2 separate regions of the Homo sapiens genome follow, and region 1 is linked to region 2. A link is a loop called in an ENCODE intact Hi-C map of the cell type or tissue named here. Cell type or tissue: heart right ventricle. All regions are shown on one strand. Links, peaks and the distances in the headings refer to the core of each region. The heading gives the core; the rest is flanking DNA.

Region 1 (7,084 bases), core at 1,852-4,351, 170 kb after region 2:
ATCCCATTCTTATTTTAACCTCTCAGCATGAAACACTCCTGCTTAAACACTCTCTTCCCTTGATCTTTGCAACACCATTCCCTGTTGGCCTTTTCCCTTCCTTTCTAGCTTCTCCTTTTTGTTCCCTTTTGCAGGCTCTTCAGCCAGTAGAGTTGGAGGTCCCTCAAGGCTCAGCTTAAGCTGCCTTCTCTTGTTTTTCTTCACTCCTGTCCTACACAACCTCAATAACCATAGACAATCTAATGAATCCTAAATTTATGTCTTTGGCCCAAACTCCTTGAAGTTCCAGACCCATATATCCTTACTACCTTCTCTGTTTTCCTTTGAACGGAAACCTCCTCAAACTCAACAAGTCTAAAACCATATATGGTTTCTTTTCTGTTTGTTGGTGAACGTTGCTGCTCTTGTGCAACTCAAAAAACAAAGCATCATCTTTCATACCTCTCCATTCCCAAGGCCCTTCATGCCTATTGATTAATCAGCATGTTCTTTCAATTTTACCACCTGAATTTTTAATATATCTAATTACTGTCCATTTCTCTTTACTGCCACTACTCAAGTTGTCGTTCCTCCTGGATAACTACAATAGGCTTCTAATTCGCCTCTTTGAATTCAGTGTGTCTACACTAATGCTAGAGATATCTTTTCAAAACTCAAATATTTTGGTACCAGCTTACCCCCACCAACCTTTTGCAGAATTAAATCTTTCTTACCGTGTACAACTTCAAGGACTAGCCTTCTCTGACACAGTGATCTACATCAGGTTCCCTTGACATATGCTATTATAGAACCATGCTCTTTTCCTTATCTCCTTATGTAATTATATACTATTCATTATCTGATCAACGTCTGTCTCTACCAAGACAACTCCTTGAGAGCAGGGACTATGTCTGTTTATTTATCATTGATTTTCCAGCACCTGCAGTACCTTAAATATGCATGTGAATAAATGACACATGTGAAACTCATCCAGGACTTCAGATACCTATCCTGTCTAAACATTATAATTTCTTTTCAGCCTAAGAAAACACACAGTAGAATCTCAAGCAGAAATTCCTACTTGCTCTATAATAAAACGTGTAAAGTTCTCTAAAATATTATAAATCACTGTGTGGAAAGAGATCAAACACTAAATAAAATAAGCACCATACAACTCGAAAGAATAAATTCTAATAAAAGATAAAATTTAGTATCATACTAGATCAAAGAAGGAATCTTTGTGTATCAATTTAGGATATAGCCTAAATGTTACTTCATCATATGATTAAAATTGTGAATGTGGTATTTTAATATTTTATCACCAAATGTTTTTAATACTGAAATTAATTTGTATATTTTCAAAGATTCTTGATTACTTCTCATAGATGTAATAACTTATCACTTTAGATTTAGTGTTAACAATCTGATAATATAGGCAAGATTTAGTCTGTCTTTTTTTTTTTTGCTTTTGTATATTTGAGATGTAGTCTTGCTCTTGTTGCCCAGGCTGGAGTGCAGTGGCGTGATCTCGGCTCACTGCAACCTTCCTCTCCCGAGTTCAGGCGATTCTCCTGCCTCAGCCTCCCGAGTAGCTGGGACGACAGGCACGTGACACCATGCCCGGCTAATTTTTTCTATCTTTAGTAGAGACAGGGTTTCACCATGTTAGCCCTAGGATGGTCCTGATCTGACCTCGTGATCTGCCTGCCTCAGCCTTCCAAAGTGCTGGGATCACAGGCGTGAGCCACCGCGCCCGGCCTTAAGTCTGTCTTATCACCACTATATCCCACTGCCTTGCACAATGTCTGTTACACAGTATGTACCCAGTAAAAATGTGTAGAATGTACACTGATATTTCTTCACAAATTTTAAATTCTTACATTAAAGGATATTAATACTTGAATTTTGTATGAGCATATAAACAAATATAAACCCTTATTTCTTCCCAAATCAGACCTGCTAAGTGACTTCCTATCAAAGTTCTCTTATCCTTTATTTTAATCATTTTGATATAGGAGTGAAGAAGAAATCACTTAGGCAGATAGCAAGGGTATGGGGAGTCCTCGGTAAGGTTTTTCTTTTTAGTGAAAAGCAGCCCCAAATCTTTTTCTAACAAAGAGCAGCCTGCAAGCTGCAAGGGTGCACGTACCGGCAGGAACTAAGGACTAGACGTTTCCAAGATGGCCGCTCTGTCTTCCCTTCTCTGCCAGCCATGTGTGCTGTAAGGAGCAGACAAGATGGCCCCAGACAACTGGAAAGACCATTTGTATAAGAAGATTAAGGTGGGGCGACCAGACTTCCCTATGCCACTATGTAAATATCATACCTGACTGAAGCAATCTATGAGCCCTATGTAAATCAGACACCACCTTCTCAAACTAGACTATAAAACTCGACACATTCGCTGCCAGCCAGTCCTTTCCACTTGGAGATGCCTTCCTCTATAGAGGAAGCTGTTTCTCTTTCTCTCCTCTCTATTGAACCTCTGCTCCTAAACAACTTGTGTGTGTCCGTGTTCTAAATTTTCCTGGTGCGCGACAACGAACCCCAGGGTATATACCCCAGACAACGCTGCTGCTTTGATTTCATCAATAAACATCTGGTGATGCTTGTTTATACAAAGTGCCACGTTACATATTTTGCCACCCAAGTATGGAATATAGTGCTCTTCCAGCTGCAGTTCTTTCCTTTCAATAAGCATCCTCAGCATGTCTACTACTGCTAAAACTGTGATTATTCCTTTTTCCCTACAGTTGAAATGGAAAACTTTGATGTTATCTTTAAAACCAGAAAAGTAATACTGATATATATCACTAAAAGTTATATAACTACTTATACTGAAGTTATCAATTCCTGTAAAATGGTTCCAATATTTACTCATGTTTCAGTTGGAATAGTCTAGTATTCTAAGGTGCCTACAGTATTACATCCCATATACTTTATCAATGCAGTAATTTCAAATAGGTTCCTAACTTAAAAGAAAAAACAGATTATCTTAGATACAGGTATTATGTAAGTATAAAATTTTGACATTTGCTGCCACCTTGTGACAGAGTAAAAAACATTCTTCATTGTCTTCGACTAAGAGATAACAAATGGCTTTTTCCCACAAAGTCAGATCTGTCAGAAAGACAGATGATAGGACTAAATGCCCAAGGTATTATATTTTCCTAACTTATAAAGTTATAGTATAGGCTTCAACATAGACACAAAACATTGTAATTACCTATGCAATGCATTTCTACATTAAGTTCCCTGAACTTCCAAAATAGTCCATTTATCTGATATCTGATTACCAAAAAAAATTGTTATTCATAAAGAACATAGTGAATGAAAAGGAAAACAAGTCCTGGGTTGCTTAACTACTTTTTTATTCTACAAACACATACAACTCTGAGCCCTTGCATTGAGGGGGCAGGTAGTCTCTTCATTTGGTCATTAATAGAAAAGAATGCAAGGAAATATTTTTCCATTTTCATCTGGTGTCTAATTAAATGGGGTGGAGAGAGGGATAATTAATCATATTCTTGAGGAACATTATCCAATCACTACTTCATTATGATTTATATTTTCTCCTCCTTTGCTTTTCTTCTAATTATTTGCCAATAAGGCTAGAGAATCTAAAAGAAGAAAACTTAAATTTGTCCATAGATTGCAACTTGCCTTGCATAAAGGAAAATGTGAAAGCAAGTAAGAGGATCTGCTTTTTAAAAAAATGATTAGAGGCTGGGCGCAGTGGCTCATGCCTATATTCCCAGCACTGTGGGAGGCTGAGGCAGGTGGATTACCTGAGGTCAGCAGTTTGAGACCAGCCTGGACGCTGTCTCTACTAAAAATACAAAAACTAGCCAAGCACGGTGGTGCACACCTGTAATCCTAGCTACTCGGGAGGCTGAGGCAGGAGAATCACTTGAACCCAGGAGGCGGAGGTTGCAGTGAGCTGAGATCATGCCATTGCACTCCAGCCTGGGCGACAAGAGTGAAACTCCATCTCAAAAAAAAAAAAAAATTACAGATCACAGTGTCTACAGACTTCATTATCCCCTCACTCAGTAATAATCAAAAGTTAGATCAAATGTGGTTGGGAAATAAAAGGAACGGGGACAGACAGAACAGCGTGTGGAGGCTCGCCTCATGAACTTTTGCTCCAAAACTGCAGCAATACATTAGGAAAGCCAAAAGAACCCACAGACCCTCTGAAGGAAGTGATTGCACCTGCAGGACCTGGGAGACACCCCAAATACTGTGAGTGCTCAAACTGTGGAAGTGGGAAAGGCAGATCGTCCACCCCTGAACACACACCCCACCACCGGGGAACCTAAAGGTCTAGATTACGGGAGAAGATTCTGACCTTATCTGGAGCTTAGTCAATTTAGAGAGCTGAGCGAAAGCGAAATACACGGGTAAAGGAAGCAGCAGGAAAATCCCTGTGGACTAGCTGGGTCCCCTACCAAGCCATTTGTGCCTCACCTCACAAGGGGTCCTTGAGGAGGGCTACCAGAGGCACTCAGAGAAGGCCACAGAGAAAAGGAAACCTCCCCCTGAAATTTGTAACAATTTGAACCAATCGAAGAGTCTCCTGGCCAGAACTCGGGGGAGGGCATGAATCCAGCGTGCAGACTCCACAGGCTGGGGAAGAAAGAAAGCCCTACTTATTTTTGCAGCTGGGAGGCAGGTAGCCTGGGGCAGGTTCTCAGCCCTGGTCACCCACTGCCTGGAAACAGACTTGGTGCTGTTGAGTGGGGGCACAGTGGAAGTGAGACTGGCCCTTTGGGTTGTGTGGGAGCTGGGTGAGGCCTGTGACTGCCGGCTTTCCTCCACTTCCCTGACAACCTGCATGACACAGCAAAGACAGCCATAATCCTCTTAGGAACATAACTCCATTGACCTGGGACCCTCACCCTCATCCCCCACAGCAGACGCAGCAAGACCTGCCCAAGTAGAATCTGAGCTCAGACACGCCTAGCCCTGCCCCCATCTAATGGTCCTTCACTACCCACCCTGGTAACTGAAGACAAAGGGCATATACTCTTGGGAGTTATAGGGTCCTGCCTACTGCCTGTTCCTCCCGATACCAATGCACTTTCAAGCCAATGCTCTCTTGAAAGTGCCATCTCCCAGCAGGAGGTAAACCAGCACAAAAATAGTGCATTAATCAACCAAAGCTAAGGACCCTCACAGAGTCCATTTAGCCCTTCTGCCACCTCCACTAGAACAGGTGCCAGTATCCATGGCTGAGAGACCCACAGATGGTTGACACCACAGGACTCTGTGTAGACAACCCCAAGTACCAGCCTGGAGCCTGGTAGACTTGCTGGGTGGCTAGATCCAGAAGGGGGATAACAATCACTACAGCTCGGCTCTCAGGAAGCCACATCCCTAGGAAAAGGGAAAGAGTACTACATCAAGGGAACACTCTGTGGGACAAAAGGAACTGAACAACAGCCTTGAGCCCTAGACCTTCCCTCTGACAGAGCCTACCCACATGAGAAGGAACCAGAAAACCAACTCTGGTAATATGACAAAGCAAGATTCTTTAACTCACCCCCGCAAAAAAATCACACTAGCTCTCCAGCAATGGATCCAAACCAAGAAGAAATCCCTGATCTACCTGAAAAAGAATTCAGAAGGTTAGTTATTAAGCTAATCAGGGAGGTGCCAGAGAAAGGCAAAGCCCAATGTAAGGAAACTGAAAAAAAATTATGCAAGAAGTAAAGGGAGAAATATTCAATGAAATAGATAGCATAAATAAAAATCAATCAAACCCTCAGGAAACAATAGACGCACTTATAGAAATGCAAAATGCTCTGGAAAGTCTCAGCAATAGAATCAAACAAGCAGAAGAAAGAATTTCAGAGCTTGAAGACAAGGTCTTCGAATTAACCCAATGCAACAAAGACAAAGAAAAAAATAAGAAAATATGAACAAAGCCTCCAAGAATTTGGGATTATGTTAAACAACCAAACCTGAATAATCAGTGTTCTTAAGAAGAGAAATCTATTTGGAAAATATATTTGGGGGAATAACCAAGGAAAACTTCCCCAGTCTTGCTAGAGAACTAGGCATCCAAGTACAAGAAGCCCAGAGAAACCTGGGAAATTAATCACAAGAAGATCAATGCCTAGGCACATTGTCATCAGGTTACCTAAAGTTAAGACAAAGGAAAGAATCTTAAGAGCTGTGAGGCAAAAACACCAGGTAACATATAAAGGAAAACCTATCAGACTAACAGCAGATTTCTCAGCAGAAACTCTACAAGCTAGAAAGGATTGGGGCCCTATCTTCAGCCTCTTCAAACAAAACAATTATCAGCCAAGAATTTTGTACCCAGCAAAACTAAGCTTCCTAAGTGGAGGAAAGATACAGTATTTTTCAGACAAACAAATGCTGAGAGAATTCGCCACTACCAAGCCAGCGCTACAAGAACTGCTAAAAGGAGCTCTAGATCTTGAAACAAATCCTGGAAACACATCAAAAAAGAACCTCTTTAAAGCATAAATCTCACAGGACCGACAAAACAGATACAATTTTTTTAAAATGGTATACAGGCAACAAATAGCATGATGAATGGAATGGTATCTCACATCTCAATACTAACATTGAATGTAAATGGCCTAAATGCTCCACTTAAGACACAGAATTGCAAAATGGATAAGAATTCACCAACCAACTATCTGCTACCTTCAAGAGACACACCTAACACATAAAGACTCACATAAACTTAAGGTAAAGGGGTGGAAAAAGACATTCCATGCAAATGGACACCAAAAGCGAGCAGGGGTAGCTATTCTTGTATCAGACAAAACAAACTTTAAAGCAACAGCAGTTATAAAAAAGACAAAGGGCGTCATTATATAATGATAAAAGGCCTTGTCCAACAGGAAAATATCACAATCCTAAATATATATGCACCTAACATTGGAGCGCCTAAATTTATAAAACAATTACTAATAGACCTATGAAATGAGATAGACAGCAACATCATAATAGTGGGAGACTTCAATACTCCACTGACAGCACTAGACAGGTCATCAAGACAGAAGGTCAACAAAGAAACAATGGCTTTAAACTATACCCTGGTACAAATGGACTTAACAGGTATTTA
Region 2 (7,084 bases), core at 1,568-4,067:
TGACAACATGAAGTAAAAATACAAATTATATTGAGAAATATAAAATAAAACTTGAAAAAGTAACCAGATGATTATTCCTGATTAGGAAGACTGGATATAAAAATAATGTTCAAAATTAATTTATAGGTCTAATGTAACCACAATCAAAATCTCTGCTGCTTTGAGTTCTTTCTTTAAAAGAAAAACATAGGTTTTGGGGGGTTTTTGCCTACTTTGACAAAATGATCTCAAAGTTCACTCAGAGAATAAAAAGGGGAGAAAATTCAGAAAAAAAATATTTGTTAGATGGTGAGTCTTATTCTGTTTTAATCATCTTACAATGATATGATAATTAAAACAATGTGGTAAGTGTACAAAGAATGGCCTAGATCAATGAAACAGTTAAGTCCAAATACGGTCTTAGTATATGAATAACAAAGAATGCCTCACAAATCAATGAGGAAGACAAAAGTTGTCAATCTATGATTTAGGAATAACTGTTTGACAATTTGGAGCACATTCATCTAAACCCTAATTTTTTTTTTTAAAGAAAGCCAATCCTGTCTGATCTTTTTATTACTGCAAATAGCCATTATGAAATATAATGAAAACCAAGATGTGTTTGGCTTTGAAAAGGTTACAGTTACATTAGTATTTGCTACTTCTTTATGTCAAAAAAAGTAGGTAAAATAAAAGGGCAGACAGGCCTGGGAAAAATATTGCCAAGAGTTAATGTATTTTATATATTAATAAAAATATACAGTCACATATTGCTTAATGAAGAGATACATTCTGAGAAATGTGTGATTAGGCAGTTTGTAGTGAGAACATCATACCCCGTATTTACACAAACCCAGATGGTACAGGTTTGCACACCTAGGCTATATGGTATGGCCTATTGCTCCTAGGCTACAAACCAGTACAGCATGTTACTATATTGAAAACTGTAGGCAATTGTAACACAGTGCTAAGTATTTGTGTGTCTAACATATCTAAACATAGAAAAGGTGCAGTAAAAATATAGTATTAAAGGAAAAAATGGTTCACCTGTGTGGGGCACTTACCATGAATGGAACTTGTAGGACTGGAAGTTGCTCTGGATGAGACAGTGAGTGGGTGGTGAGTGAAGGTGAAGGCCTAGGACATTACTATACACTACTGTGGACTTTATAAACATTGTACACTTACATTACATTTATTTTTAATTAAAAATAGGGTTTTTTCTTTGATAGTAAATTAACTTTGGCTTACTGTATGACCACCATATACGCAGTCCATTGTTGACAGAAATGGCTTCATCAGGACATGGTTCTATTATATCTTTATATGAAGCAGAGGCGATAGTAGAAAGTATTTCGTCCATGGCCATGTGGTCTTGGATAAGTCATTTAGCTTCTCTAAACCTCAATTTCCTTCCTTCTTGCAGGTTGTGGCAAGGCATAAATATACATAAAGCTCTTGGCATAATATTCTACTCATTATGGTTGACCAACAAATGATAGCTAATTAGTAGTGGTGGTAGTGGTAATTATACTTGTAATGATCGTAAAAGCTCACATAACTAAGAAAGCATTGTCCCCAAAGATAAATGCGTAAAAAACATGAACAGAGAATTCTCAAAGGAGAAAATAAAACTCATGAACTTGGAAAAATGTTTGACCTCACCAAAAGTCAGAAAAGTTCAAATTAAAGCCATGAAATGGCATTTTTTCACCCACCAAATTATCCAAACATTTTTTTAAAAGTAGTACCCAGTGGTGGGAGGGTGTGTTGAAATCGATATTTTCATACATTGCTGATGATTTATAAATTAGCACAACTGTGTTAGGAAGTAATGTGTAAATATGTACTGTCATTTCCCCAAAAGATCATATTCTCTGATTTAGTAATTTCAAGGCTGAGATTCACTCCTTGGAACAGACCCCAAACATGAAAATGCTACATGCAAATGAATGTTCAATGTAGTTGTTCTTGAATAATTAAAAACAATCTAGCTGTCCAGCAGTGGGAGAAATTACTACAATTTACTCAGTAGATATGATAATTAGAATGTTACTCGGAAAATATAAGAAGTAAGGCCGGGCGCGGCGGTTCACACCTGTAATCCTAGCACTTTGGTAGGCCGAGGTGGGCAGATTGCTTGAGCTCAGGAGTTCGAGACCAGGCTGGGCAAAATGGTGAAACCCTGTCTCTACTAAAATATAAAAAATTAGCCATGCATGGCTAATTTTTTACGTGTGGGCGCCTGTGATCTCAGCTACTTGGGAGGCTGAGGTGGGAGAATCGCTTGAACCCGGGAGGCAGAGGTTGCAGTGAGCCGAGATCACGCCACTGCACTCCAGCCTGGGCGACAGAGCGAGACTCCGTCTCAAAAACAAACAAACAAACAAGAAGTAGTCCAGGCGCGGTGGCTCACGCCTATAATCCCAGCACTTTGGGAGGCCGAGGTGGGCAGATTGTTGGAGGCCAGGAGTCAAGACCAGCCTGGGTAACAATAGCAAAAACCCCGTCACTATCAAAAATACAAAAAATTAACCGGGCGTGGTGGCAAGCACCTGTGGTCTCAGCTACTCATGAGGCTGAGGTGGGAGGATCGGTTGAGCCCAGGAGGCAGAGGTTGCAGTGAGCGGAGATTGAACCACTGTACTGCATCCTGGGCGACAGAATGAGACCCTGTCTCGAAAAACAGTTAAAAAATTAAAAAGAAAATACAATATGAGAAAATAAAACAGGAAGCAGCATTGTATGTGTATTGTATAGCAGACAAAAGTGGAAAGACATATTTCAATTTAGAAACAGTAATATTAAAATGTATGATTATGGAGAATTGCTACTTTTATAATTTATAAATTATAGTTAATTAAAATTAGATTTTGATAATTATTTCCACATGAGTTCTTTCTTCTTTAAATGACACCAAAATTTAACCTCAAAATCTTGGCAAACACTGACAGCCCTGAGTTTTTTTATATTGCTCCTCTAGAGGGAGCACAAGTGCTTAAAATACTTCATAACCATGACAATGTTTCACAATAGTCAAGAATTTTAGAAGGGCAAGAAAACACAGTAATCTACTGCAGTTTATCAGTAGTGTAGTCTGGTGTAGATAATCTAGTCTTAGATACAGAAGACACCCTCTAGCTATAAATAATTTATTTTCTATTATTAGAGCTGCTTTTAAGTGACATCAATTTTCTTGCATTGAATATATCATCTTTTTGAGTTGAAGTTCCCAGTAGACAGGAAAATGATGAAAAGGAAAAGAAAATCAAGGATGCAAGCTACTCTCAAAGTCCTAATGTTACTGACATGGAATTATAGTTTAATAACTTTTCCTTAAACTTCCAAAGAAAAGTGCTATCAGCCCATTTAATTTTTTTTTTTTTTTTTTGGTTGTTGTTGTTTGTTGTTGGTATCCTATTAATGTTGAGTTCCGCAGAGCACCAAGAAAAGGAAAGGAAAGAATTTGTATCTTTGATGTATTAGTTAATTTGACTAGGTGCCTACCCAGGCAGGGCAAATCTGATCAACAATCCAATGTGTCTCTTGCTATGCCAATTGCAAAAGGAGATGGGGTTTCGCTTTGGACGGTCCTCAGGGTCAGCCACTTTCTAGCTCTGAGTCCACTCTAAATGTTCTCAAGTTTGTTCGATTTGAATTTCAAAAACCCTAATTACGGTGCATAATTTCCTTCTGTAACCCAGTTTTGCCACAAAGCTTCTTGGAATCAAGAGCAACATGAACAACCATAGCTTCTTCACAAGTACTTATTCCTCCTTCCATCTTTATACACCCAGACAACAAAAAAGGCAATAGAAGATGGGGATGATAGGAACCTGAGAACTCTTTTTTCTTCTGACCTGAACAATGAACATCTTTTCAAATAACATAACAAGTCGTAAGAGAACAGCAGATGAATTATTTCACATGGAATCTAGAGGTAGAAATGCCCCATAAAACTTTTCTATTTGGGGAAGGCTTGCTCAGGAATCTCATTTCCTCTATTGGGTGTAGTCTAACAGATGAGATAAAAGGCCAGGATCCTGCAGGACCATCCCCGCTGTGGAGCCCTTGCCCAAAACGGAGGTGGTGAGCTTCACTCCCTGCCTGTCGGGACATCTTCATCCATCTTCTTTGCACTTTCAAACTACTACTACTACTTAGTATTGTAATCACTTTTTATTATTTAAAAGGATGTGAGCATTGTAGAAAGTTACCCTCCAAAAACCCAAAACCCCTGCTAATTTAACTTAAGGTTCTCCAGCTTTCCATATCAATACATTTTTATCTTATCTAATATCTAGTCCATATTCAAGTTTCCACAATTTATTCCCAAAGTGTCCCGTATAGTTCATTTGTTCAACCCACAGCCCAATCCAGAACCATGCATTGCTTCTGGCTGAAATGTCCTTTGAGTCTCTTGATCGAGCCCGATTTCTCTTCTTCTTCCTCCTTTTTTTTTGTTTTGCGACAAAGTCTTGCTCTATCACCCAGGCTGCAGTGTTGCAGTGTAATCACAGCTCACTGCAACCTCGACCTCCTGGATTCAATCAATCCTCCTGATTCAGCTTCCCAAGTAGCTGGGACTACAGGTGGGCACCACCATGCCCAGCTATTTTTTGTGTTTTTAAATAGAGATAGGATTTTGCCATGTTGCCCAGGGTGGTCTCAAACTCCTGGGCTCAAGCAATCGACCCACCTCAGCCTCCCAAAGTACTGGGCTTACAGGCATGAGCCGCTGCACCCAGCCCTATCTTTCTTCTTTTTAATGACTCTGACTTGTTGAAGAGCCAACCAGGCCAGTTTTCCTAATTCCTGACTTTGTCTGCTTGCCATTTACCATGGCATTCAACTTGTTCCTCAACTGCTGAAGTTTACATCTGAAGTTAAAACTAAATACGATGAATTCAAGTTAATTTTTAAATCTATCATAGATGGTGGTATACTTCACATTGCATCTTCATCATATTAGAGAACATAAATAGTAATTGCTTGCTAAGATTCATCCCTAGGTTAGGGTAATAGTCTAAGCCTTTTATTGAGTGACAGAATGCTGATTTTCTAATTCTGTCATTCTTCTACATTCTTGGCAAGCATTCTTCTGAAAATAGAACTTTCTCTTTCAGCTGGAGCTATTTGGTTACTCTAAGATACATTTCTTACATAAAGGTTAGATAAATGCTTAATTCTTTCTTTCATTACCAATTGTCAAAGTATGAAGTCAATTGTCAAGCCATCTCAAATGATGGCTTACAAGTTCTCTTTTTGGCTTTCTCTTTTTTTAATGTCCCTATAGAAATATGGATTTTTAAAATTTAGTGTGATTCAATTCATTAAATCAATATTCTTTTTGATGTTCAAATTGTTGCAAATTTGGGTAAGGGTGGGCTCCCAATTTGGACATACTTTTTATTTTTATTTTCCATTAAAAAATATTTTTAGCATTTCTTTTGTATTTGTCTACCTATTTATTTTTGTACATGAATAAGTTCTTTAGTGGTGATTTCTGAGATTTTGGTGCACCCATCACCCAAGCAGTGTACACTGTATCCAGTTGTAGTCTTTTATCTCTCACCCCACTCCCGCCCTTTCCCCCACTCCCCAAAGTCCATTGTATCATAGGCCTTTGCATTGGACATACTTTTTAACTTAGATTTTACAGATAATATTCCTTCCTCTGGGCATTATCTCAGTCCCCAATTTATGCTTAATATTTTCTGTTTATGTTCTTCTCTGTCATTGATTTAGAAATACTCTTATACCATATATCTGTGTACGTTTTGTCTACTATAAAAAAGTTTCACTTTTTAATTTTCAGGTTTACAATTCATGTCATAAAAACTATCCTTATTTGCCAACTCAGTGATTTGTTGTCCATTTTCTTATCAGTTTTCAAAATTTTATTGTTGTTGTCTCTTCTCCGACAACAACACGGTCTCGTGGAGAGGTAGGCAGGAGCCAGGGCATGAAGAGTCTTATATGCCAAGTTGGAGAATTTAGACTTTCACCTGAAGGCGATCAAGTGACATTGAACAGGCATTGCAGAGGAGTATCATGATCAGATCTCCTTTTTGGAATGATCAGGTGATCAGGCTACAATATAGAGTATTTCACAGACGTGAATAGGACTAGAGGCTGGAAATCCAGTGAGGGACCTAACCTGCAGTGATTTAAGTAACCAGCCCTAAGAAAGTAGCAGTGGGTATACAGAGAAGTGAACAGCTCTCAGTGTGTTTAGAAGTAGTCACAAGGGCAAGATGCCATGGCTCATGCCCACAATCCCAGCACTATCAGAGGCCAAGGCAGGAGGATTGCTCAAGCCCAGGAAGTCGAGGCTGCAGTAAGCTAACGTGCCACTGTACTCCAGCCTGAGTGACAGAGAGGCCCTGAATAAATAAACAAACACATAAGAAATAATCACCGACGGGATTTGGTGATTATTTAGATGTAGAGGCCAAGGAAGAGGAAAGAGTCAAGGATGACTCCAGGTTTCTAGCTTGGGCAACTGCATGGGCAATGATGCCATCCACTGAGATCTAGAACAATGGATGTGAAACCAGCTTCACAAGGAAGTGTGGCATCCTGCCTTTATAAATGCCAAGTTCCACTACGTTTTATCCTCATTAGGATATTAATGACCACATTTTCCCAGTGAATGCACTTTTCTATTTCAGGAAGTAATACAGATCTTTTCTACTTGAAATCACCAACATTCCCTCTTTTTTTCTTCCACAACCTCCTCATCCTGCGCTACCAGCTCCAGCACACTACCGCACCTGTGCCCACATACACTGGCTTCCATCCTGCTTCAGTGGAAGAAAGGCACCTGCTGCTCTCCATGGCACTCCTCTACTTGTGCCCAAAATCCCTCTCATGTTCTCAAGGTGTCTGCACTGGCAAGTACACTTTTTCTCTTCTGTATCATCTTTTTCTCCCTCCCTTTAGGATGATTTCCATCTATATGCTATTATCCATTTTAAAAAGCAAACTTCTCTTGACCTCATGGCCCCTCCAGCTACCACTAAATTTTTCAACACCCTCAAAGCCCTTCAAACTCATTCATATTGTTGTCTTCATCCCTAGCTTTACTTTCTCACCTTTTATT

The links. Peaks named below come from ENCODE experiments on the same cell type or tissue, not always from the same donor. Only the 100,000 strongest peaks of a DNase experiment are listed, where the experiment ranks them.
Region 1: it touches region 2 in a loop (9-fold over the local background); 91 of 110 quality-filtered maps call a loop at or near these places.

What each region holds. Positions count from the first base shown.
Region 1 is chr14:52,470,758-52,477,841 of GRCh38, forward strand. The region is part of intron 14 of TXNDC16 (thioredoxin domain containing 16); the gene reads right to left. Among named protein-coding and RNA genes, the nearest start is that of TXNDC16, 78 kb to the right of the region's middle. In heart right ventricle, for the core only: a CTCF peak has its summit at 3,024 (motif pointing left); no DNase peak of the experiment used is centred there.
Region 2 is chr14:52,296,921-52,304,004 of GRCh38, forward strand. No RefSeq gene overlaps it. Among named protein-coding and RNA genes, the nearest start is that of PTGER2, 14 kb to the right of the region's middle. In heart right ventricle, for the core only: CTCF peaks have their summits at 2,953 (motif pointing right) and 3,154; no DNase peak of the experiment used is centred there.